Regions from separate parts of the Homo sapiens genome. Here all the other regions are linked to region 3. A link is an interaction called in ENCODE POLR2A ChIA-PET data of the cell type or tissue named here. Cell type or tissue: OCI-LY7. All regions are shown on one strand.

What was found. ChIA-PET counts read pairs that join two places held together with the same protein. Peaks named below come from ENCODE experiments on the same cell type or tissue, not always from the same donor. Only the 100,000 strongest peaks of a DNase experiment are listed, where the experiment ranks them.
Region 1: POLR2A ChIA-PET joins it to region 3 with 5 read pairs; 2 of 35 experiments call an interaction of 5 or more read pairs at or near these places.
Region 2: POLR2A ChIA-PET joins it to region 3 with 8 read pairs; 5 of 35 experiments call an interaction of 5 or more read pairs at or near these places.

The regions. Positions count from the first base shown.
Region 1 is chr11:128,729,986-128,737,985 of GRCh38, reverse strand. The region is part of intron 1 of FLI1 (Fli-1 proto-oncogene, ETS transcription factor); the gene reads right to left. Among named protein-coding and RNA genes, the nearest start is that of SENCR, 38 kb to the right of the region's middle. RefSeq lists enhancers at 3,392-3,937, 3,691-3,980. In OCI-LY7, a CTCF peak has its summit at 1,615; DNase peaks (open chromatin) are centred at 1,845, 4,065, 5,465, 6,825 and 3 weaker places; H3K4me3 peaks cover 6,998 bases; H3K27ac peaks cover 7,454 bases.
Region 2 is chr11:128,674,879-128,682,878 of GRCh38, reverse strand. It overlaps LOC101929538 (a long non-coding RNA gene), which reads left to right. Exons shown (of 2, transcript NR_135072.1): 2 at 420-1,639. Among named protein-coding and RNA genes, the nearest start is that of FLI1, 15 kb to the left of the region's middle. In OCI-LY7, no CTCF peak of the experiment used is centred here; no DNase peak of the experiment used is centred here.
Region 3 is chr11:128,607,301-128,615,300 of GRCh38, reverse strand. It overlaps LOC105369568 (a long non-coding RNA gene), which reads left to right. Exons shown (of 7, transcript XR_001748441.1): 4 at 3,052-3,288; 5 at 7,902-8,000. Among named protein-coding and RNA genes, the nearest start is that of ETS1, 24 kb to the right of the region's middle. RefSeq lists enhancers at 1-105, 4,495-4,614, 4,075-4,618 and a cis regulatory region at 3,232-4,881. In OCI-LY7, no CTCF peak of the experiment used is centred here; DNase peaks (open chromatin) are centred at 1,520, 3,810, 4,330, 5,330 and 6 weaker places; H3K4me3 peaks cover 3,846 bases; H3K27ac peaks cover 6,709 bases.

The sequences.
Region 1 (8,000 bases), 120 kb before region 3:
CTCAATGGTATTGTCATGGGAGTCTTGAATTTGGGGAACTGCTGATGACCATTTAAGTCCATAGAGATAACAGGCTATTTCCACACAGGTTTTGATTAAGCAATCCTACTTCTGACAGCCAAGCAAGCCCTTGATGTTATATATCATAAGCTCCGAGCATTTGTCTGCAGGTAGATAGAAAGTGAACCTTCCACAAGAACCTCACAACAAAAGTAACTGGAACTGAGCCCAAAAGAACATTTCCTAAGGCTAAAAGTGACATCATTCACATAAGCTATCTTAGGTACCTCAATAAGCCCTGGATGGCCATTTCTAGGATGGGAAGTGAGATTATGGGGTACCCTGAGGCAAGAGGGCTTTTCCTCGATCTCTATTTAAATTTTCTACAGAATACATTCATGCATCATTTATTTCATTTAAAATAAATTTTTAAAGATAAAGGAAAATAGAAATGTCTTGTTCACAGATGAGTTCATGGTTTGGAGACAGAGCTGGACTACATTCTTGACAAAGATTTGTTCAAGTTCTAGAACTCATAGACATTAGAGAGGAGGACCATGTTGAACAGAGCTCGTGTTCCGGTGTGGTGGGGGCTGTGATGGGAGACGCATGCCCCATATGTGTCTATCATTCAAGCCTTGTTTGTAAAAACCCTCCTTTCTGCTTCAGCGTTTGTCTTTTTCAGCTCCCAGTGAAGGAGGCCTGACAATAGTGTGGTGAGGTGGTCAGGGAACTAACCCATTTTACAGATGAGGGAGTGGATGAGCTTGCACCCTGGCCTCCCCTACTGTGTCCTGCTCCCACTGAGCCCTGCCATCCCTTCCATGTAGCTAGCTGGATTCAACAAACTCAGTTTGAAAAAGGGCTTTCCGAAGTCCCTATCCACTTGAGTTAGATCTACTGCAGAATACTGCCTCTTGAGCACTGAAAGATATCCATATTCTTTCACAGAAATATATACATCTTTTTGAAAATGTTTGGTTGGGTTTGTGGTCGGAGGCTTGGCATGGTTGTTTGTTTGTTAGAATGTGCCTCCTTTGGGAAGAATGCAAACCAGGGGCTGTATTGGGATGCTGAGTCAGGCTCTGCCCTCAGTGACAAGGGGTCTTTGTCTTGTTCATGGTTCTCCCCACACACCTGCATACACACAGATACCCACAAAAGTGCATTTTGAAAACTAATAAAAATTGCACTGAAAATATTTAACTTATGCAAATACTACTATAGCAGAAAGTACACACATATACAAAACAGCAGCTATCTTTTCTAGAATCTGAACAAAATTTTCTGTTGATTATATATACAGAATTTGCTGAACATTTGCCTTGGGAAACCAATAAACAATGCAGTTATTGGTCCACTGTCAGCTTAGGCTTCTGTTTTGAGATGTTTTACCTATAGTGGAAATTGTCATCTGTACCTGGCATGTTTCTGGGTGTGTCTAAAATGAGCATGTCTCAAGAAATCTTTCCAGGTTCCTACATTCTCAACCAAAGTTGCTCAAGTGAGAAAGCAACTCAGGATATCAAGCTACCAGTTAGAATTTCAAGTATGACAAGCCTGCTACAAGAGTGTATCTTATCTGTGGCCTCTAGGGTTTCAGAAGCCAGAGGGCTCATGCTACCGCCAAAAGCTGTGGCTTACCAACTCGTATCACCCCTTTCATTGGAAGTTTCTTAAGATTCCAAAATGTGAGAATTATTATCAGGTGTTCTTTGTCTAATGATGTCTGATTGCTCTGCATATATGAATGAATGCCTACAGCTCTTCGGAAAGGAAAGCAAAGAATAATGTTCTTATGCTGGGCGGGGGTGGAGGGTGGGGACTTAGGGGGTGGTTGAATGTTCAGCTCTAGTAGCTTGCATTTCCTGTTTAGTGGGTGTGAGGGGTTTACACAAGAAAGTCTCAGTGTTACGCTAGATGGATAGCCTCATCGATCATGTCTAAGGAATCTCTGCCTAAAGATGATCAATTTGGCCTCTGCATACCACAAGGAGGTTTCAGTATTTAAGAACTTCGGGATCAACCATGTCCTAATTCTAGATACGTGTTTCGATTGTCTTGTCCTATTTGTTCAAAATTCCCTTCAAAGTTAAACAATTTATCAGGCCAGCTCATAGGACCCTTGAAGGAAAATTTGAAAAACATCTTATTATTCTAAATACTATTTTCTGTTTGCAGGAATGATATGAATTTGCAAAGAGACTTGGCATCTAAAGGTGGGGGGAGGCTCAGGAAGCCCTAGGAAGTTCATAAGAACTTTACAACTTAGTTTCCAAGTTCAGACTTCTGGTTCACTCAGCTACCTAGGCCATCATGGGTCACACAGCTGTGATAAAGTTACCTTTCCTATCTTATCTAGACATCTGATAATGTGGATAATGTGAGGATTATTTCTCCATCATCAAATTGATCTCTAAAGGAATTATACCAAACATACAGTCACAAAGTTCTCCCAAATTGGTGATCAGCTCTCTGAAAATTAAAATCAAATGGTATCTTAGGAAGTATGCTATTTTCTTAGATGTATCCAAACCTTAGAAATAAAAAGCCCACCTTAAATCCATCAATACAAATAAGCGATAACCATGATTACTTCTATGTTATTATACAGGACTTTAAATATACACTGAGGTGCCAGAACAAAGTCCTAGGCTGGTTGAATTCTTGTGTCCAGCTCCATCTCTGCCTCTGTCTCTTTTTAATGGAACAGGCAGATGATGCATTTTCTAGACTTATTTCCCCTCATTTTGTTGTTATCAGTAATAATAATGACAAGGAAAATTGTAGATTATTTTATAGTTTAAGACATTGATCTTAATAGGAGCCTTCCCACATCTATAATCTTATTTAATTACTCTAATAAACTGGAGAAGAAGGCAGGATTATTCCCCTCCCCCACTTTGCTGATGAAGAAACAAAGGTTCTGAAGGACTACGTTCGTGGTCATAAAGCGGGAAGGGGAAGAGTGTGAGGCCAACCCTCTGGACTCCCTTCCGTGGGGCCCTTTCCACGAGGCTGCACTTTCTCAGCTGCATTCTTTGCCCACAAACACTACAGCAATTAGTACATTTATTTTTCCATATTGATACTATTTTTCTTTCCCTTTTGATCTTGCCCCTTTGGTTAGATGGTAGGCGATTTTAGGGCAAGATCTTTATCTGTTCGTTATTTACCGTTTGAACTTTCAGTGGGCTCATTAGGGGTCCAGGGACATTTGCTGATTGATGGCATGCACTGGACATGAGCCTGCTGGCTTTGACATTTTAAAACTGCACACTTCCCTCAGTGACAGTATGCCCAAGCAACAGGCCTCCCTGACATTTTCTCAAAACCAGGAAATGAAACTGGCCACCAAGAGCAAGTGACCGCCAGCCAGGGCATTGGTGCAAACCAAGCAAAACACACCACAGTGCAGGCAGCGCGGGTCACAAGGATGAAGGCATTCGATCTGCAGTTATCTTTGAAGAAATGTAACATGTTCCTTCCTCCCACCGTGGTTTCAGCCACAATCATCCTCCTGTTTTAAACAGGTTGAATTATGTTCCTATACAATATTTGTACACAAAACCCAACCTTAGACATGCTTTTCCCTATGATCTTGGTCTCTGCACACGCACGAGAATAGCCTTCTTCCATCTGAGTACTCAGCTCGATCCTGCTTAGCTTCCAAGATCAGATGAGGCACGTTCAGAGCACTGTGGACGTGGACAGCGCAGCCTCCTCCAAACGTTTTGGCTGAATTGGAGGACAAAGCAGGGCTGTTTAATATGCAAAACATCTTTTTCTCGCATTTTCCTTTCTATAGCTTCCCCTGTTTAACCACCCCTCTCCACCTCGCTTTTAACCAAGTCAAATCTTTGGCAAATGGTTTTGGGGATATTTTTCAGCACGTGGTAGCAAAGATATTTTCTGTCTGTGGCCTCGGAGCCCCTGGGCGCTCTGGGGAAGCTGCCATTGCACAGGTAGCAGTACTCTGAACCCCTGCAGCTCAGCAGCAAGCCCCGGTCATAATCATGTGCTCTGTCGCTCCTCTCCTCACTGTGCTGATTGCAGCCCAGATAGGAGGAGCATGTGGGAGCTGACTCCTCACTGAACAATGACTTGAGAGAGAGAAAGACAAGAACTTCTTTGCATATGAATGCATCAACATGTGCCTCTCTGGGTACCTTTGCTCCATGTGAAAGGAAGGGAGGCAGCCAAAGTGACCCTTGGCTAATTAGACAAAGGCAGATGGGCACAACAGAGAAAACTTCTGCTGGATCCAGTATTTGCACAGCTTCAGGGACTTTCAGCGCACAGCATCTTATATCACACATGCATAACATTCCTGCCAACTGAGTCCAAATGGCGAATGTGATCTTTGTAGCTTGACCTGTGACACCCAACAAATTCTAGGCAATGGTTGGATTTGCTGTCTGTGACTCACTTTGCATGTTTCCATTATTTTTATCTACTCTGGCCCACTAACTTGACCGTGTTCACTCAGCATCAGCCAGGTTCTAAAGAGTGAGGGGAAGCTGAGAAAGCTTGAATGGCGGAGTGTGTAGAGCTACTGAGATGCTTCCGGGACACCAGCAGGACACTAATCCTACTAGTTTTTCTCCTAGTGTGGATCCTGGACTTGCTGCCTCAAAATCACTTGAAGTGTTGTTAAAAATGAAGATTCCCGGGACCATTCCAGATCCAGTGAATTAGAATCTCTGGAGCTGGAGCCGAGGAATCAGCATTCTTTACACTCCCCAAGGGAATTTTGTGCAGATGTAAGTTTCAGAGCCACTGAGTTAGGTACTCAGTGAAAAAAAAAAACCTCTTGCAATCAAATTTGATTGGAAAACGCTGCAGACTGCATTGTGCGGCCCTTTCCCTTGGAGCTTCAGGATCTCCATTAGTATATTCAAGGCTCTGATAAGTCCTGATGCAAAGAGACTTGTTTAAGTTCCTTTGAATTTCCCACACTCAGTTGAACACAGAATCCTGTTTTGAGAAAGCAGCTTTGAGCATCCCTTGGACACATTTGAGAAGCAATGAGATGCTTTAGTAAGAGCCACTATTGCAAGTCGCTGAAGGACTCTACTTCTCTAGATCTGATTTTTCCTCTCTTTCTCTGCCACAAACCTCCCAAACAATTGTAAAAGGAAGTGTGCTTCTCTGGGCAAAACAAGGGCATGTCAAGCCCAAGAGATCATTTACTTTTTTCTTTCTTTTTTGGTAACTAGTTGGTTTTTTAGAATCATAACTTGCTTTGGTTATGTGTTGGAAGCAACGAAGCATATTCCTCTCATCTTAATCATTTTTGTGTAAATGTCATGTAAAAAAGTGGGGCTTTCCTTGACTTCTCCAATCCCAGGCTTGTATCTATCCGGCCTTAACGTCTTTCTCAGAGCACTCTAGTTTTTCTTCATAATACCTACCACATGTATAATTAGATATTCACCTATGCAAAAGTGTGATTTGTGTCGCTCTCCCATTGGACTACACTCAATGGAGGCAGGGTCTTCCTCTGTTTTGTTCACCTGTGTCCCCAAGGACTTAGCACAATGCCTGGCAGAGTATGCACTCCAAAACTATTTGTCACATGAAAGACTTTCAAAGTTTTTATTTAGCAGCCCATATAGAACATGAGAGTCAAAATGACATAGACTCACGTTGGTTCTGTCTGCCCATCAGAATTTCCTGAAAAGCTTTTTTAAGATGCACGGTTCTACCTTAGATGTCCTAGATGAGAAGGGGGGAAGATAGCTGGAGAATAATCTGGTACTGATTGGCTGAATGGATGGAGAAAGAAGGGAACCAGTGAATTTTTTTCTGGCCTCTTCTGCTATAGGATTTTAGACAAGGCTCAGCATGCTTTGGTGCCTTAATTTATTTCACTGTTTAGTAAAGCTGGAGTCACATTTACCACTCATCTCTTCTCCAAAATTGCATGACATGTCTAGTTAAGCAATTTTTGTTTCTTTTCTTTTCTTTTCTTTTTTTTTTTGAGATGGAGTCTCGCTCTGTCCACCAGCCTGGAGCACAGTGGCACGATCTCGGCTCACTGCAACCTCCGCCTCCCGGTTCGAAGTGATTCTCCTGCCTCAGCCTCCGAAGTGGCTGGAATTACAGGCGTGTGCCACCACACTAAGCTAATTTTTGTATTTTTATTAGAGACAAGGTTTTGCCATGTTGGCCAGGCTGATCTCGAACTCCTGACCTCAAGTGATTTGCCCGCCTCCGCCTCCCAAAGTGCTGGATTACAGGCCTGAGCCGCTGCGCCCCATCTACTTAAGCATTTTGAAATCTTAAAATAGGAGACGGTTCTGAGGTCAAATCACGATGACCGTTTCTAGCATGATGGCTTTTCAGCACATGGCTATGAACTTTGGGTTTTGCCAAATGATTTTTCATGCAAGTTCACTCAGGAAGGGTTTTTTTGTTTGTTTTTTGTTTTATTTTTGTTTTTTGTTTTGTTTTTGTTTTTTGTTTGTTTTTTCTGACACGGCCCCTTTAACAGAAAAAAAAAAGGGCTGCTCAATTTGTTAACCACCCTTTCATACTTGACCTCTTGTTTTGTGGTGCAAAAGTTACACGAGCAGACCGTTAGACAAGCACACTGGCTCGCTGGTGTGTTTTGCACCATCTATCTGCAGCCAGGCAACCTGTGCTCAGAGAAGATGAGAGCAAACTCACCAACCCCCCCACATTTAGGTCCTAAGGGCTCCCTGCCCCTGAGCAGTGCTGGGGTTAGTCCAGCCCAGGTCATAAGCAGCACAGGAAGCAGAGGGCATGGCTAATGTACATGTCACCGTGTGGCTTATGGTCACAGCCTCACCCTACCTTCAAACCTGTGCAAGCTGCAAGAGCAACAGGAAACGGCCAAGCGTCTATATATAGCCACATTGAACTTATCCAAAGGTGCTGTTTTGCACAGATTATTATGAACTTCTTTCACGGGGAGAGGACATGATGGCATGTGCCTTTTCCTCAGGACCTCTCGAAGCACTTGTAAAATTAACTACTCCACCTGAGAAGGAAGAAGGATGTTACACCTTTTGGTTTCTTCATTTTCAAGGCAAACAGACTGGTGCCTTTTCTTTTGCAAAAGATTTCCGGACACATTCAGCAAAGGCTAAGAAAGGATGGGAAACGGCAATGGAAGCATGCAGGATTTCTGTGAGCCTCTAAATACAGCCCATTGGGAAAACCATTCATTCCATAGATTGAGTTTCCCTTGAAAATCATTAATTAGTCTTTGCTTCTCCCTAATACATTTCCCTGGCAAATAAATAAATACACCCCTTCGTGGTGTATCCATCACGCAGCCCTTGGTGTAGCTCTCCCAAGATCCCAAGAGGCAGAGACAAAAGGAGTGGGTGTCAGGGCTTGAAGGGCCCAGCACCACAGACCACCTTTGTTCTCAAAGGGAAGCCTTCAAAAAGAAATGAAAACATGTGTCTGTTCCAGAGCCCTTCTTTACTGCTTTGGAAGTGACTTTCTGGGACTGCCAGTGTATTTATCAGCATTCTAGAATAGAATGCATGTTCTTGATACTGAGCCTGACTTTAGTAGCACCGATTTGCTCCTTACCCAGCTCTTCTCCCTATTGAGTAAGCACAGAAATGAATAGGATGAGCAGCGCAGCTACTGAGAGGCTGACCCACAAAGGTGAGCGTAAACGTGTGGCCTACACCCGCAGTCTGGGTGACCTCAGCCAATTAGGAAACCTCTTTGAGATTCCAGTTTTCATCTGTAAAATAGGGTTGTGAGGATGGAATGAGAGGATATAAGTAAAGTTTTTAACACAGTACACACTTAACAAATGCACAATACAAGGTAGGCATAGTCAAGGTGGTGATAATATACAAATCAGAGTGGGACTTGAGAACAGAAAGAATCCAGATTTCAAGATTTTCGACTTTTCTGTTTCCTGAAACTTCCCTTGCTAACTCAGTTGGCTAGCTCTGGCAACATGAATGAACTTTGTGTTCTGATATTAGAAATGTTTCAAGGTCAAATGC
Region 2 (8,000 bases), 68 kb before region 3:
CCCCTTCCAAGCACCCTGGGAGATGGTCACAGATGGAGAGGCCAGTGTCCTAGGCTTTGTACGAAACTCATGTGTGTGTGTGTGTGTGTGTATGTGTGTGTGTGTGTCCTATTTCCCATTCTTCCTGTGATTTTAGAAGCCAGAATGGGTGCTCATTCCAAGGGTTAGGCAAATGATCAAAATCTTGGTGGTCTTAGGAAAACAGATGAGCTGAGAATGAACTGAGGAAGAATCTGAAGTTCCTTTCAAACAGGGTTTAAGAAATGGACATACACCTGGAAGCCTGCTGTGTGTGTGTATGTGGTGGGGGGTGGTGATGGGAAGGGTTGTGACATGCTCACTGGGAAAGTGAGCCCTAGCCACCCAGTCCAGGGTCAGGGGTGGGGTGAGAGTGGAACCCAGGCTATCTTATTTTCCAGGAGGATATGGCCAACTCCCTTTGTCACCTGGAGCCTTCAATTCACCGGAAGAAAATTGCTGAAATTGGCAACAGCTGCCATGAAACAGGAGCAAGAGAGAGGCAGCTGGGGGCAGGGAGGACTCATTAAAGCCAACTTACCCCTCAAAAGGGAGAATGGGGTGGGGAGGGGGTTCTTGCCCCACAGTTATGCTCCCTCGCCAGCCTATACCAAGCTGCTTCCCTGGGCCATAGATTTGCAATGCAGAGCCTGGGTAGAAAGAGACTCTCGTGTGGAGGTTACAGCAGCAAGAGATTGGAATCCAAGAAGGGCACTCCAGTAGGAGAGCAGGAGAAGATATCTGGGCAGTGCCCCTCTGAATCATCCATGCACTCCATCATTCTGAGCAAGACAATTAGGACTTAGCTTCCTTCTTTGGCAAATGAGAGGGCTACATTATATCATCATGAAATACTTTCAAATTTGAACATGCTATACTTCTGTAAGATTATTTAGCCCGGGGAAAGGATATGAACATAAGGCAAATTAATGTTCTAGGATTAGGAACTTTGGGTTCCAGTCTTGGTTGTGCTCCTGATGACGGGCACTATGGGCTGAATTTTATCACTTCCAAATTCACAAGTTGAAGCCCTAAGCTCCAATACTTCAGAATGTGACGCTGATGGGATACAGGGCCTTAGAAAGGGTGAACAAGGTAAAATGAGATCATAGGGTGGGCCATTATCCACTATGACTGGTGTCCTTATAAGAAGAGGAGATTAGGTCACAGACATGTGCGATTACAGAGGAAAGCCCGTGTGAGCACACAGTGCAAAAGCAGCCACCGACTAGCCAAGAAGGGAGACCTCAGAAGACATCAACTTGCTGATAACTTGATCATGGACTTTCAGCCTCCAGAACTTCGAGGAAATCAATTTCTGATGCTCCAGCCACGAAATCTATGGTACTCTGTATGGCAGCTCTAGTAAACCAATACAACTGTGGAATAATATTTTGCCATGATTTGGTTTCTCCAAGTAAGTAAAAGGGAATAAACAATGGTGACTCGTTTCACTCAACCCTTCTAGAACCTACTCTGATGATCAGTATCTATTATGAACCCACAATGTGTTTTGTTTTGTTTGTTTTGCTTTGCCATGTGTGGCTTTGTGTATAAAGCAAAGCAGTGCTCCTGTCTTTATGGTTCTTTTCACTCCACATAAAATCCAAAACCACCCTGAGTTTCTGCCTCCTTTGTGGATTTTCTATTCTTTTTGCTTTTAATGATGGTGAAGGAAGAAAGCCACTTCCTGTGCTTCAAACAAGCAATTTCAGATTTTAAAGGGTAGCCAACAGGGAGTCACCCTCCTTATCTCTCATTATCTGCATCCTCTTGTAGCCCTTGACAGGCTGCAAACCTAGATTGAGCTCCCGGGCATTTCAGGGAGAGAGAAGGGGTGGGAAATCTAGTGAGCGAGATAAGTTCAGGAAATAGAGGCAGTAACTAGAGCAAGGACCATGGAAAGAATGATCAGACAGGGGTCGCTTTGGATTCCAGGATGTGTGTGACCTTCGATTCCCATCATGTACCAACACACACACACACACAGGCAGAGAGAGAGAGAGAGAGAGAGAGAAAGAGGCACACTCATACATATCCCAGGTGTAGAAGAAAATCCTTGGATGGGTAGCAGGAGGGGCAAAAGAGGGGCTGCTGGGGCGAGGGATCTGCCATTCATACCGGTATAGCAGAAAAGTTCTCCCACAAGCAAACAGATTTACCCTCCTCCCATTCATAAATCAAGCATATGTAATGTGCCCTAGGATTGAGGATGCAGAGGTCAGGTTATTGGAGGACAAATAAGATTATGCATTAAAGCAAAGAGGAGTTCTAAGACCAAAGTTTTATGTACTGTATTTTCATCCCTCCAACTCCCTTAGCAAATTTTTCTTCTCAAGTTTGTCTCTTCATAAACATCAATTAATTTATTATATTTTATTACATAATCTCTGAGGCCTATTCTAGCTTAAAATTACATAATTCTAAGGAGCACATTGCTAGTTTCATCTATGGTTATATATTTTTTCAGGTTATTGGGAAATATTCTCCATTGCTGCTCCTGTTTAAAAACTATGGAATTAATCCTTTGCAATAATTTCAGTATGATTCTTAAGAGTGGAATGCTTTTTCTGATGGAATCAGTCATTCATTCGTGTGTCCTGGGGAGAAAGGAGTGAAAAGGACCTGAGTAATATCACTTTGCTATTGATGAGAAGGCAAAGATTTGCAAAGATTGCTATCTTTTCTTTATCAATCTGGCCTTACTCAACCCTGAAAAGGAGGAAAGAGAACAGAATTAAAAGAAAGCATAAAGTTTGGGACTCCTTGTAGAAAAAGCATGACATTACAGTTTGATGGGAAATGAATCAGCCACTTTAAAGGATCCAAAACATAATTGCATAAGTGGGACAACTGGTCCACCCATTGAGACTTTGAGGTGGAAGATGATTGTGTTAGTTGGAAAAAACCCCAAATCCTTTGGGACACCTTTGAGAAAAGTGCCACAGAAATACAAAACATACTGTAGCCACTGAGGTTAATAGAGAACAACGTTAACCAGAGCATAGATGCCATTATCTTTTTCCTCTTCCTTTCTTTCTGACCTTAATTTAAAAAAAAGAGAGAGAGAGAAAGAAGAAAGAAAGAAAGAAGAAAGAAGGAAAGAAAGAAAGAAAGAAAGAAAGAAAGAAAGAAAGAAAGAAAGCTTGCTAGAAGTCAAGCTGCACCAATGCCAATTACATTTGACATAAAGGTTTTAGGTATATTTCTTAATGGGGCTGGTAGGAGTGGGGTGAAGCATGAGGAGATAGTTGAATGAGAAGGTATACATGATATCCCTAATGCTAGTGCACTAGTGCTTAAGGACAGTCTTTGGAGAACTGAGATATGTTTGGTCAAGTGCTTCTAACTTCTAGAGAGAAAAGATGCTGCATAAATACTTGTCTGATTAAATATTGGTCTGATGTCTGATGTTTGATTATTATTATTACCCTCAACTTTGACAGACAGGGGACAGTGGGGTCCCAGAGAGACAGCATGACCACTCAGTAGTACTTCAATGCATTTCACAGCTGAACACGAAACAATGTGGCCCACTAAACACAATAAACACTGGGGACTCACAGCCTTGAGAGTCCCTCTGAGGGAACCTGGCTTCCCTAGATAAGAGATCAAATGTAAAGGACATGTTTTTATTTTCTTAGTGTGTTTTAAAATCAGATTTTGTGAGCTGAAGTTTCTCCTAGATTTTTGTTGGAGGGAAAGAGGGGCATAGATGTTTATCCAAATCCTATTTTCTCTTTTTAAAAGATTAGACACACAGACGAGCTGAGTATTTGACTCTGAAATTTTCATTGCTTCAAAGTGATTGGTAATGTGGAGACAGAAAGAGTAGGAAATTATAGTTCCCTGTCTATATACATCCTGAAGCTGCTTCTTTAGGTGATAATTATCAGGGGTTCTACTTTACAGAAATTGACTAGAAGAGGAGGCGTAGAGTGAAGTGGACCCTGAAGAAATAGTCTTCTCCTTCACCAACCCTTACCACTCCCCTCCCCAAGCTCTGACCAGAGAGTGAGTTGGCCTGGGTAGCTCCTAGAGCGTGCTTGATTAAAAATTGAGCTAATTCAACATGTCCTTTATTCTCTCAGCTTGCCACTCGCTTGACTGTCTTGTTCTTTTGAGGTCTCTATCCTTTTCATTCCACTAAATGTTTTACTTAAGTGTCATCAGTAGTAAAACATCAGAGCCAAGAAGAGTGTTCCTACTGAAAATGTCACAGGTCAACAGAGGCAACAGTCGAGTAGGTATCATGACTTCAGCTATTAGCTTAGAGAACCAGACACCGCAATCTTTTTTACAACCCCAGCATCAGGTAAGCCCGATGTGCAGTCAAGGCAAAGAGTGAAGTTCTCTTAATTTGCTAAAGAAAGGATATCACTCAGGGTGAATAGCCAGCAAGTTGTTTGGAATGGTTGTCGTCTGATGACTGGCATATTTCAGTTGCACAGTTCTTTCCACTTGGAACCAAACTGAATTTTGGCCTGCATCCCTACAAGAGAAACTGGCCATGACTGTGGGGCCCAGAACCCCATGAGATGATAAGCACTCACAACCTTGAGCACTTATCTCCTCCTGTATCTGGCTTTCTTGCATTTATATAGTAAATCGGGAAATCTCACCACAACAGGCTTTCCTGTGAGGAGGCTGGCATTTCCTGCCTGCCCCAGTGGGGACAGAAATGAAGGGAACACATTGCTGGTGTTTAGGCCCTCTCACTTCAGCTCCCTTGCAACTGCTGGGTAGGACAGTGGCACCCACCAAGATCAACAATGATGTGAGTCAGAGCTAAGGAGTGGGTTATTTTCCAGGCACATTTTTAATATGATATTCTAACATATAAAATAACCTCCATCCCACAGTTACTTGTTTGAATATACACACACAGATGCAGATATACAGATTTACCATATGTGTGTTCCATGGGTACACAGCTGACATTAGTGATGCAGCTGATATCAAGTATATCAGTGGCATCAATTAATAATTGGTTATATCACAATTAAGTTACATTTTTTGCCTTTGGAAAACAGTTATACAAATATCATGGTTCAGCATTTTAAAAACTTTATAAATCAAAAATGCTTTTGTAAAGGGAATTGTCCCCTTCCACCTCTCATATTTATCTTTAGAGTAAATTTTACTTAAGTTTTAATACATGTGCTATTGAAAAGCCACCCATGGACATAAAAAAGCTCACATTTTACTTTCGTCAAAGAAAGATATGAGTGAATATAGAAAATCTGATCTTGTTCTTCTATTACAACATTTATTTATTTATTATTTTACTTTAAGTTCTGGGATACGTGTGCAGAACACACAGGTTTGTTACCTAGGTGTACATGTGCTGTGGTGGTTTGCTGCACCTATCAACCCATCATCTAGGTTTACAACATTTATATAATATATTTTATGGAGCACTTAGAGGTACATGTAACTAGACAGGACCTGAGAGAAACCTGTGCTCAATTTTCCAGATGAAGAAACAGAATCGCAAACAGAAATTACCTCTTTTTCCATGGCACAGCTTAAATATGTTGTTTCCCTAAGGGATATCATTAGTGTTATCACCATCTTTAATGTGGTGAAAACTGAGCCTCATGTGAAAAAGCTGAGTCCCAGCAACATTAAGTAATTGATCAGACTTTGCAGGGAGAGCCACAGGGCCGGGCTAGAGCTCACTTGCATTGTTTAACTTCTAATCTCATGTTTGCTGGTTGAGTTTCTATCAACATGTCCTATGAAATAGATCGATTTTCCATTCACTTTAGGTGGTAGTGAAGGTTGTTCACTAATAATACCAATTAACTGATTTCCATAACTCTCTTCCTTCTTTCCAAGTTTAAAAGATTCAGTTTTGCCTGTTATTTCTCTTCCTTTCATCTCAGGAGGAAGAGTTGCAAAGACGGGACAGATAGTTCAGGCATACACTTCACCCAGCTTCCCCTAATGTTACCATATTTTATAACCATGGTGCCATGATCAAAATTTAGTATTCATACAATGCATTTAACTGGATAGTACTCAGATTTCATTAGTTTTTCTACATTGGTTTTCATTCTGGTCCAAGGTCCAATCCCTGCATTTAATTGTCAGGTGTCCTTAGTCTCCTTAGTCTATGCTAGTTCCTCAGTCGTTTCTTCTCTTTCAAGACCTTGATATTTTTGAAACGCATCGGCCAGATAATACCTTATAGGGTATTTGGGTTTGTTTGGTGTTTTCTCATGATTAAAGTTACATATTTTGCAGAACAGCACAGAGGTGATGTGCAGCACTCATGCTGGGGGGTATGTATTAGCCCATTTTCATGTTGCTGATAAAGGCATACCCAAGACTGGGGAATTTATAAAGAAAAAGAGGTTTAATGGCTTCACAGTTCCACATGGCTGGGGAGGCCTCACAACCATGGTGGAAGGCAAAAGACACATCCTACATGGTGGCAGATCAGAGAATTTGTGCAAGGAAATCCCTTTATAAAGCCATCACTTCTTATGAGACTTATTCAGTACCATGAGAACAGCATAGGAAAGACCTGCCCCCAAAATTCAATTATCTCCCACCAGGTCTCTCTCATGACACGCGGGAATTGTGGGAGCTACAATTCAAGATGAGATTTGGGTGGGGACACAGCCAAACCATATCAGGGTACATGACATTGATCTTAGTATTATGATGTTAACCTTGATCACTTCATCAAACTGCTTTTGGCCAGAGGCCACTGTAAAGTTGCTATTTTTTCTTTTGCAGTTAATAAGAAGTTGGGAGAAGATATTTTGCAATTAAAAAGCATTTTGAGGGGAGATACTTGGAAGCTACACAAATATCCTCTTTCTTCTTACTCTTTTGCTCATTGGTTTTAACATTCAGTGGTGGATTTTACCTTAAGCAATAATTACTGTGGTGGTCTAGGAGTGCTTGCACTAATTCCTTTTACATTCAGTAATGGAATTCCTTTCTAAGGAAGAGTTGTTCCTTCTCTCTATTTATTTATTTATTTAATAATCTATCAACATCAGTATGGACTCACTCATGGATATTTGTTTTATTTTCTGGATTGAAATCCATTCCTCTCATAATATATTTTGTTGCTCATATGTTCTGACTTTGCTCTTTGAGAGCTCTTCCAGGTTGACTTCTTCTTCCATTTGATGTGTCCTATCTTTTTCAATTTTTTTCTTTAGCACTTCCTTACTTTCTGGTGCCTTAAGATACTCTAGGATCCTCTTGTATTTTCCCTGCCCCAGCCCTGGAATCAATTGCTTTCCCCAAAATCTCTGGTTTCTTTCATTGGAGAATGGTACTTAGGAACCAAGACTTGGGAGTTAGGTGTGCTCATTGCTGAATTGGTGCCACTGCTTCTAAGGTCCCTCAGCAGACCCACAAGGAAATGTATGTGTGTATACTAACCTAAATATATACATAGATTTTTCTATATCTTTGTGTTTGTTTGTATCTTGGTTGGCTATGATTGCCATAACAAAATGCCAGATTGGGCATCTTAAACAAGAGAAATTTATTTCTCACAGTTCTGGAGGCCCGATGTCCAAGATCAAGGCATCGGTTGGTTTGGTTTCTCTTCAAGCCTTCTGCTTGGCTTTCAAAAGGCTGCCTTCCCCTTGGGTCCTCACTTGGCCTTTGTTCTGTGCACTTGCCTTCTTGATTACTTCCTCTCCTTATAAGGAGACCAGTCATACTGGATTAAGGTCCACCCTGAAGATCTCATTTAACTTGAATTACCTCCTTATAGGCCCTAACTCCAAATACACAGTCACACGGGGGATTAGGCTTTCAACCTATAAATTTTGGGAGGACACAATTGAGAACATACCAATTTGTATATATGTTAAAAATGGATTAATGCTGATGCCTCCAAAGCCAACCCAATAACACAGTGTTCATTCTAGAATTTCCTCTTTGATTATTTGTAATCTATTTCCCCAAGAGTGAGAAATCTGGCACTTCCTATCAACAATATATTTACT
Region 3 (8,000 bases):
ACAGTCCTCTCCTGCTCTGCAATTTCCCTTCCAGGCTCCCAGTTTCTGAGGCCAACGCCCCTGCGGTGGTGCTCCACACCTCTCTGTTTCTCACAACTCACATTCGTCAGCGAAGCCTGTTGGATCTGCTTACAACTCTCTGGGGCAGCCAGCGGCTTCTGGCTCCTCATGGCCCCCCTGCCAGGATGAGCCCCGGCTCTGCCTCCCTGGGAGTTCTGCAGTGGCTCTGTCGCCCTTCTCAATACCTTCTTGATGCTATTCCTGCTTTCCTGTCAGCTGCGTGTCCTCCAAAGAAGCCAGAGCAGAGAGACCATGATTCTCTTCTTTCCTCCCCGTCTTCAAATCTTTTCTCAAATACCAGCTCTTCAATATGCCTGCCTTGACCACTCTGTGAGGTGGCAGCATGCTCCTCCGCCCCTCCCAACTCCCATCTGCCCAACTCCAGGACCCTACTCAATGCCCATTGCAGTTTCTTTTGCTCATGGTTTGTCGTCTGTCTTCCCTCACCAGGTCGCAAGCTCTACTTTGAGTCTCAAGAGCCTTGTGACACATGGCAGGTGCTCTGGAGTGGACACAGCACTGCCACTTTTGACAGCTGTCCCCTTTGTCACCCTCAGGTTGTGACCCAAATGTCCCTTCCTCAAGGACGGTCCTGGGCAGAGCCGGCCCCCCCTCTGCCACCCTACTGCTCTGTCCCAGCACCATCTTTCAGAGGTCGTCATCAGCACTTGTGAATGCACATTTGCCTCATGCTCACGTGTTTATTGTCCGTCTCCTACACCCGCACCCCCAGTCACAGTGTTTACTTCATTCTCTAGGGTCTTCCTAGTGCTTGGCATAGACCTGCACGGAATAGACATGAATTAAGTAAATATTTGTTCACTAACTGGGAAGCACTTTATATATACTCTTGTATTTGATGATCACAGCCATCCTGTAAAATGAGTATTATTTAAATGCCTATTTTTGTAGCTATTGTTGTTGTTGAAAGAATCTGAGGCTCAGAGAGGCTGAGCAATTTCCCCTTAGACACAAAGCGAGGTGGAGGAGCCAGCCTGGAGGCTGGGGCTGTCTGACTGGGGGGTGTGAGTGAGGAAGCGAGTGTGTGTGCACGCACGCATGAGGCTCTGTGCTCTTGCTCCAGCACTGCACTGTGCAGAAGGCTGCCTCCCCTCTATGGAGTGCTGTCCGTGGCTGCCTTCTCTCCTTATCCCTAGATTTAAGCCCAGACAGAAGCCTGCTCTGGAGGGCCCGATGCCCATTACTGTGAGGTCTCAGGCTGCCTGCTGCCCTCTCAGCCCTACAAGCTCCATTGCTTCCAAGAGAATGAGGGGTCCAAAGTCCTGCCCCTTTGCACACACAGCATGAGGGCTTGGGTGAATTTTAATATTGCATGGCACCCACAGCCACCTGAGCCCCCTCTGAATCTAGAACCCATCCCTATCCAGGACTCACAGCTGCCGTGGTCTCACTCAGTCACGCAAGCCCACCATGGGCACAGCTGAGACGGCCCAACCGTCCTCCCCTTTCCTTCCTACCCACAGCAGGTGTCTTGGTCATGTCTGCCTCCCCCAAGGAATGGACTGGTCTTTTCTACAGGAAGGGAAGGGTGAAGCAGAAGCAAAAAGAGGGCTCCCTAAAAGCAGTTGGGGAGGACCCAGCGGGCTGCACTCCCAGGCCAAATGCAAAGTGCCCTGAACCTGCCGATGAAGGACAGGTGAAGATGAACACCATGCCCAGAGCCCACTGCCAGACCCAGCTGTGCCTGCTGTTCCAGCTGCCTAGCCACAGCACGGCAAGAGCAGCAGCAGGCCCTTGCCAGGGAAGCTTGGTCTGCTTCCTGGGGTTCAGGGACCACTCCACGTGTGTCTTGTGCACATCACAGCCACAGCTATGCTTGCTGGAGCACAGCAGCATAGAGAGGCTGGGCAGGAGGGCTGGCTGGGACAGGAGCCTGGGACCAGAAGTTGGGCAAACCCAGAGTCTTACTCAACTTTGTTGTTATTGCATGGTCCAATATAATATTTGAAAACTGGGGGCTGATCTTTCATCTCCCTGGATAGGCAGGATGAGAACCAAATGGCAAACTGACTGAATTCATTTTAAAATGGTCATCTGTGAAACTTTCCCCCCAGTTACAATATTGGATGCAAGCATTTTGGCCCACCTGATGCCCCATTCCTTTCCTCTTCCTGGCTGAGCTTTTGCTTATACTAGTAGCTGACATGCTGTGCTCATCTGAGGCACTATGCAGGTCCAAGCTCTGGTCTGGGAGTCTGTGCGTGGCTGCCAGGAAAGAGTGAGGGGTAGGTTTTGAATGGGGTGGGAACGCAGGAGCTATGAGCACAGCCCAAGCTATTCATTACTGCATCCCAAGTTCACACACACGCACACACACACACACACACACACACACACACACACACGGAGTTAATTTGCAACAGGCAATCCCTAAAGCAGCCCATTCAATGCTATTCTATCAAATAAATATAGATCTATAAATAGACCTCACATTTTGCTTCAAAAAGTGACAAGTGTGCAGAAATAATTTCACAAACAAGCTAAAATGTTGGCAGGCTTTGCATCCTTTGCTCAGATGTTGCGTGCATCTCCTAGATGATGCCTTTTTGAGCAAATTTGCACCATGTCTTCTGGTAGCAGTAGCGTTAAGTGAAGGTTTTTTTCACTGTTAGTATATTTTTCTTTACCTTAACAGTTTTTTGGCTTTGCTGTTTTGGGTAAAATATTAATCTTTTTTTCTTTAAATTAAACTCTTCTCAGAGTGCTACTAATACAAACTGGCATGAGATAGAGAAAGGAAGGAAGGAAGGAAGAAGGGAAGGGAGGGGGGGGACGGAGGGATGAAAGGAAAAGACAGAGGGAGAGAAGGAGGTAGGAAAGAAAAAGAGAAAATGAGTGAACATCTCTCTTGTCATGATCATTACTTGGCTATGTTCAGAGAAAATCCACAACGAGAAGGACATGTTCACTCCCACTCCTCATTTTGCTCTTGCAATTATAGACCTGGTATCCACCTAACTGTATCCACAGATTACAGGGACCATCCTCCATTGTTTTATGAGTCTATCACAGATTATGACGGACATGGAACATGGAAACCAGTTTCTACCAAAGCCTGTGAGGACCATTCTGTACAAATTGGGAGAGAGTGCACAGAAGCCTGGAGAGCTGACCGGGGAGGAGGGCCACAGTGCATTGCGTCCAGCCCTCTTCCACCCTTGCACTCTTAGCTGCTCTCATCCCCGTCTGCTCACACCTTGCTTACAGGTGGGTTCATCTCCATTCTGAGCCAGCTCTGACAACGGCATTGAATGTTTGATGACTTTGTCCCCGTCACCCATTTTAAGACAGTATGAAGTCCTGGGACCCAAAGCATGTGCCATGTGAGACCTATAGATATGCACCACAGATACACTCCCTGTGCTCTGGAATCTCTCAGTCGTGTGTCCCTTCACCTGTCGTGCTGGCCTCTTACTCCTTGGCATCAAGAGGTTGCCTTGGTGTTTTTGACCTAATCCTCAAGTTCACTGTACAGACTGAAGTCTTATCCTAGAGAAAGCAGGCATTCTAAAGCCTCTTTTCTTCCAGGGGCTGGATCCAGTTTCATGTGTCTTCAGCCCCTGACTGGGTCTTGTACACACGGACAGAGGTCTCAGTTCCAGCACTGTCATTGACTTGCGTGCCCCTCGGCCGACCTCCAGCACTGAGCTGCTCTTAGTGCCTGACTGCCTGGCCCTGAGCAGTTCCTCTGTCTGCATCATACCAAGCCCTGGCTTCCTCCTGCGGTATACAAGGCCCAGCAGTTTTTGCACTGATGCCTGCAGCCCAGACAGGGTCAGAGAGATAAAACGTCTTGCCAAAGACACTCAGCTAGTGGGAAGCACAGTCTGGACAGAACCTACTAGATCTTTCGACCTTGTGTCTGTGAGTTTTCCCCTGGACTTGCACAGGTTGCTGCAAACCCCCATGTTCTGTGCCACCTGAGCAAATAGGAGCCCAGTGAACAGCATAGACACAACATAGAGAAGGCGCAACCATACAGCCAGATGCCAGCCCACCCCCACGCCCACTCCACATGTGTGGCTGCCCCTGCCAACGTAGGACGAGACTTCTACCGGTCTCTGCTCTCTGCCAGCCCTGAGCTGCACAAACCACACCGCCCCACCACTGCAGGTGGTAATTTGCATGGGGGAGCAGAGCGTCTCCCAGGAGGCTAGGCCTATCTAAGTTTCTCTTCTGTACTTGGGAGACGAACAGCCACTTTAAAAGAGAGAAAAACAAGACACTAGTAACTCTGTGCTTGGACCCGGGCCTTTAGGTGTTTCAAAGCCTCCCGTGGCTATTTCTGGCCCCATTGTCGTCTGGGTCTGAGAGGAAGGCCTGATGGCGATTCTGTGCTTTAAAGGCAGAAACAGAACATTGTTTTTGCCAGCTTTGATTTAATGGCCAAAAACAGTTATAGGAAACTGTTCAGCAGATGTTTTATGAAACTCAGAAAAGATTGGGTCTTTTAGAAGGGCTATTTTTAGACAAATGCTTCCTACCATTGGGGGGATGGTGCTCACAAAAGGGACAGAAAATGGGAGAGAGACTTGGAGGGAGCTTTGAACATTTTGACGATCACATTTTATTTTTCCTTGCATTTTCAGCATGAATTAAACATACCTGGGAATCTTTGGAGGATCAGATAGTTGCAGAGGTAGTTCTGGGAGGAGGGGTTGACTTTAGAGTTCTCTTTCTAAAATGAGGGTTTCTTGGGTGCCAGGAAAATCTATGTTTTTCATCATTTTCCACCTTCTGATGTTCTAGCAGCACAGAAATGCTGTTTTTTCTTACTCTACTTTCTTGCCTCTCTTTGCCTGAATTAACTTTTTTCCTCTCAGCTCATCCTGACCTTCATTATTTATTTATTTATTTAATTTTTTTTTTTTTTTTTTTTTTTTTTTTTTGAGACAGAGCCTCACTCTGTCACCTGGCTGGAGTGCAGTGGCGCAATCTTGGCTCACTGCAACCTCCGACTCCCGGGTTCAAGCGATTCTCCTGCCTCAGCCTCCTGAGTAGCTGGTATTACAGGCACATGCCACCACGCCCAGCTAATTTTTGTATTTTTAGTAGAGACAGGGTTTCACCACCTTGGCCAAGCTGGTCTCTAACTCTTGACCTCAGTCATCCGCCTGCCTCAGCCTCCCAACCTGCTGGGATTACAAGCATGAGCCACCGCTCCCGGCCTCATCCTTGCCTTCTTTTCCCTCTGCCTTTTTTTTACCTATTACACTCTAAGCCGTCACTTCACACTAAGGGTAGGCATTTCCTCACTCAGGATGCTCTTCCTGAGCTCTCTAGGGTGCACTATGCTTCCCTTCCTTATCTGCTGGGCTGCTTTAAACACCGCAGCCACTCTCCTGCTTTACCATCTGTTTCTCTGTCAGCCTCATTCCCAAGGTCTGAATTCTCTTTCAGCTCTCGTCAATTAGTGCTACTTAACACAATAGTAGGCTCAGAATACATGTTTATTGAGTGAATGGATGGTTGGAGGAATTAATGGAGTGAGCAAGTTAGGGAATTTTACCTGGTTGAAAAATTTCGCTTCATCTACAAGAGCAGAAATTAATTCTTCTTATCTCTGCTGTTCAAATCAAACCCAAATCTGTTAAAGTACTATAATATAATAAAATAATTACCTACTGTGGGGTGGTTACTGCTATTTCCAGGAAACTGAGGCTCAGGGGCAATCAGATAAGAACTGGCATGTGAAAGCATCCAGATTTGGGTATGTGTCTTTTAATTCCAAGTCTCTTGTTTTCTCCACTCCACTGGAGGGAATAATTGTCTCTGGGGCAGAACTTCAAGAAACATGGGGTGCCTGGGCACAGGAAAAATCCCCTGGTAAGGGAGAGGGCACAGAAAAGGGAGATGGGGAAACTCAAATCACATGTTTTTCCTTTACTGCTATTTCTGGGGCTACATCCAGCTGGAACAAAAGGACATTGAGGCAGTCCCAGGTGGAGGCAATAGACGACTTCCAGCTTCTCCCTGCTTGTCCCGAGCCCTTTGGCCAATGCTTCAAAGTCAGCTGAGCAGACCGAAGACCAATCACTTCTAACTCTCTGGAAAGTGCCGGAAATTAGCTTAGACAGAACAAGGCTCTCACGTTATTTGACATCTCCTCCATCAGGGTCTCCTTGGTTTCTCAAGCCCTTGTTGAATACTTTCCAGAGAGCATTTTTAAGTGGCTGAAGGTTAGGTAAGTTCTGATATCTGGTAAAAGGATCATCATCGCCTGCGTGAGGTTCCAATGGCTACATCACGATGCTCTGGGCAAGAGTTTGAGAGTTTCCTGGAAGCTGAGCCCAGGCAGAGCCCTCTTTCATGTTCCATGGCCCTTCAGTGAGTGTTTCCACATCCTTTGCTTTCTTAAGCTGTCATTTTTTTTAACGCTTTCTATGTTGTCGTTACTATGCTAAGTGCACTGGAAAATGATCTCACTTCTCTTTATTTAAGGCTCCTTTTAAAAGCACATAATATAAAAATGTGTCCTTATTATTAAGGAAAATTACTTTCCTATGTGGTCAATGGCCCTAAGAGCTGAGCTCAATCCTTACTCTTGTTTGACAGATGAGGAAACTGAATTGGTTAGAAAGGTTCAGTAAATTGCTCAGTCACTCAGTAGGTGAGTGAATAGCTGGGATTCAAGGTCGGGTTTGCCTGATGCCAGAGGCCAAGCTCCTAAAGGCATCACCATCTATCTCAATTTCCTAGTGGTTTTTGACTGCAATCCCTGGGAAGCTCTGTCTCGGTGGAACTTTTCCTTTCCAATCTTCGCACACTTTTTCAGACAATCTCTCATTTAACTCTTCCCTAAATTGTCTACCATTCTCTATCTAGGACTACTTATTGCATTGCCTATTCTGACTACAAAAGTCTTGAGGCAAAGATAGAGGCATTCACTGCTAAGGTTCACAGCAAACTTAAATCTGAGTTTGAGCAGCCACAAAGCAGCCTCAAAGTGGAAGAAATGCTGAAAGAGATGGAATGTCAATGGCCTCTTGTGGTGCTTTGCTAGAAATATGAACAACGGCATATTAGAAAGAGCTGGGAAAGTATTTTTCCAGTGGAGGTAGACTTTCCTAGGGCTGCTACCAACTTACTTTATTTACTTCCTTACCTATCTGCTATAATCGAGGCATCAGTACAGAGATCAGCAAATATTTGTGGAACACTTCTGTACCAGGCAGACTGGACTAGGTTACACTGTGGTAACAAGAGCCAAACCTCAGTGGCTTGAAGCAACACATCTTACTCATGCTGCATGAACACTGGGCTGGCAGGGGGTTTTGTTCCATGGTATCAGAGTTACTCCGGGCCCTAGCTGATAAGCAGCTGTCACCTGACACGTGCCAGAGAGACAAACAGAAAGGCCGAAACTCTTCAGTGGTCCTCTAATTTTCTGCCAAGTGACCCTGTTCGAATTTCATCAGTGAAAGCACATCCTAGGACCACTCCCAATTTCAACAGGGCAGGGAGTGGGATTCTACCACATGTCCAGATAGGGGAAGAACTTGTCCAGATTAGTGAACAACTTTTGATGTGCTTAATGCTGGGTGAGGTATCGTTGAACAAATAAACATGAGTCTTGATCCTGCCCTCAAGGAGCTCCTTATGGACTTGGGGAACTAGGATTTAACACACATCAAATGGGTAAGGAACGTCATGAGTTGGTATAAAATAATGTACCCTGCCAATCCATATAGAACACACATATCGTGTTTTTCTCGTCTGATGTTTTACAAGCTTCTGCTAAAAATTCACACCATTTCTTGTTACTTACTCCTCTGATAAGCTCTTTAAGAACAGAATCTTGCTTTATCATTTATTTTCAGTTCTTATCAAATATCTGGAACACAGAAGAGCTTATTACATGTTGTGTGGATGGATTAAGCTTGCTAAGCTATTTGGAAACAGGAAGAAAAAGCATGCCC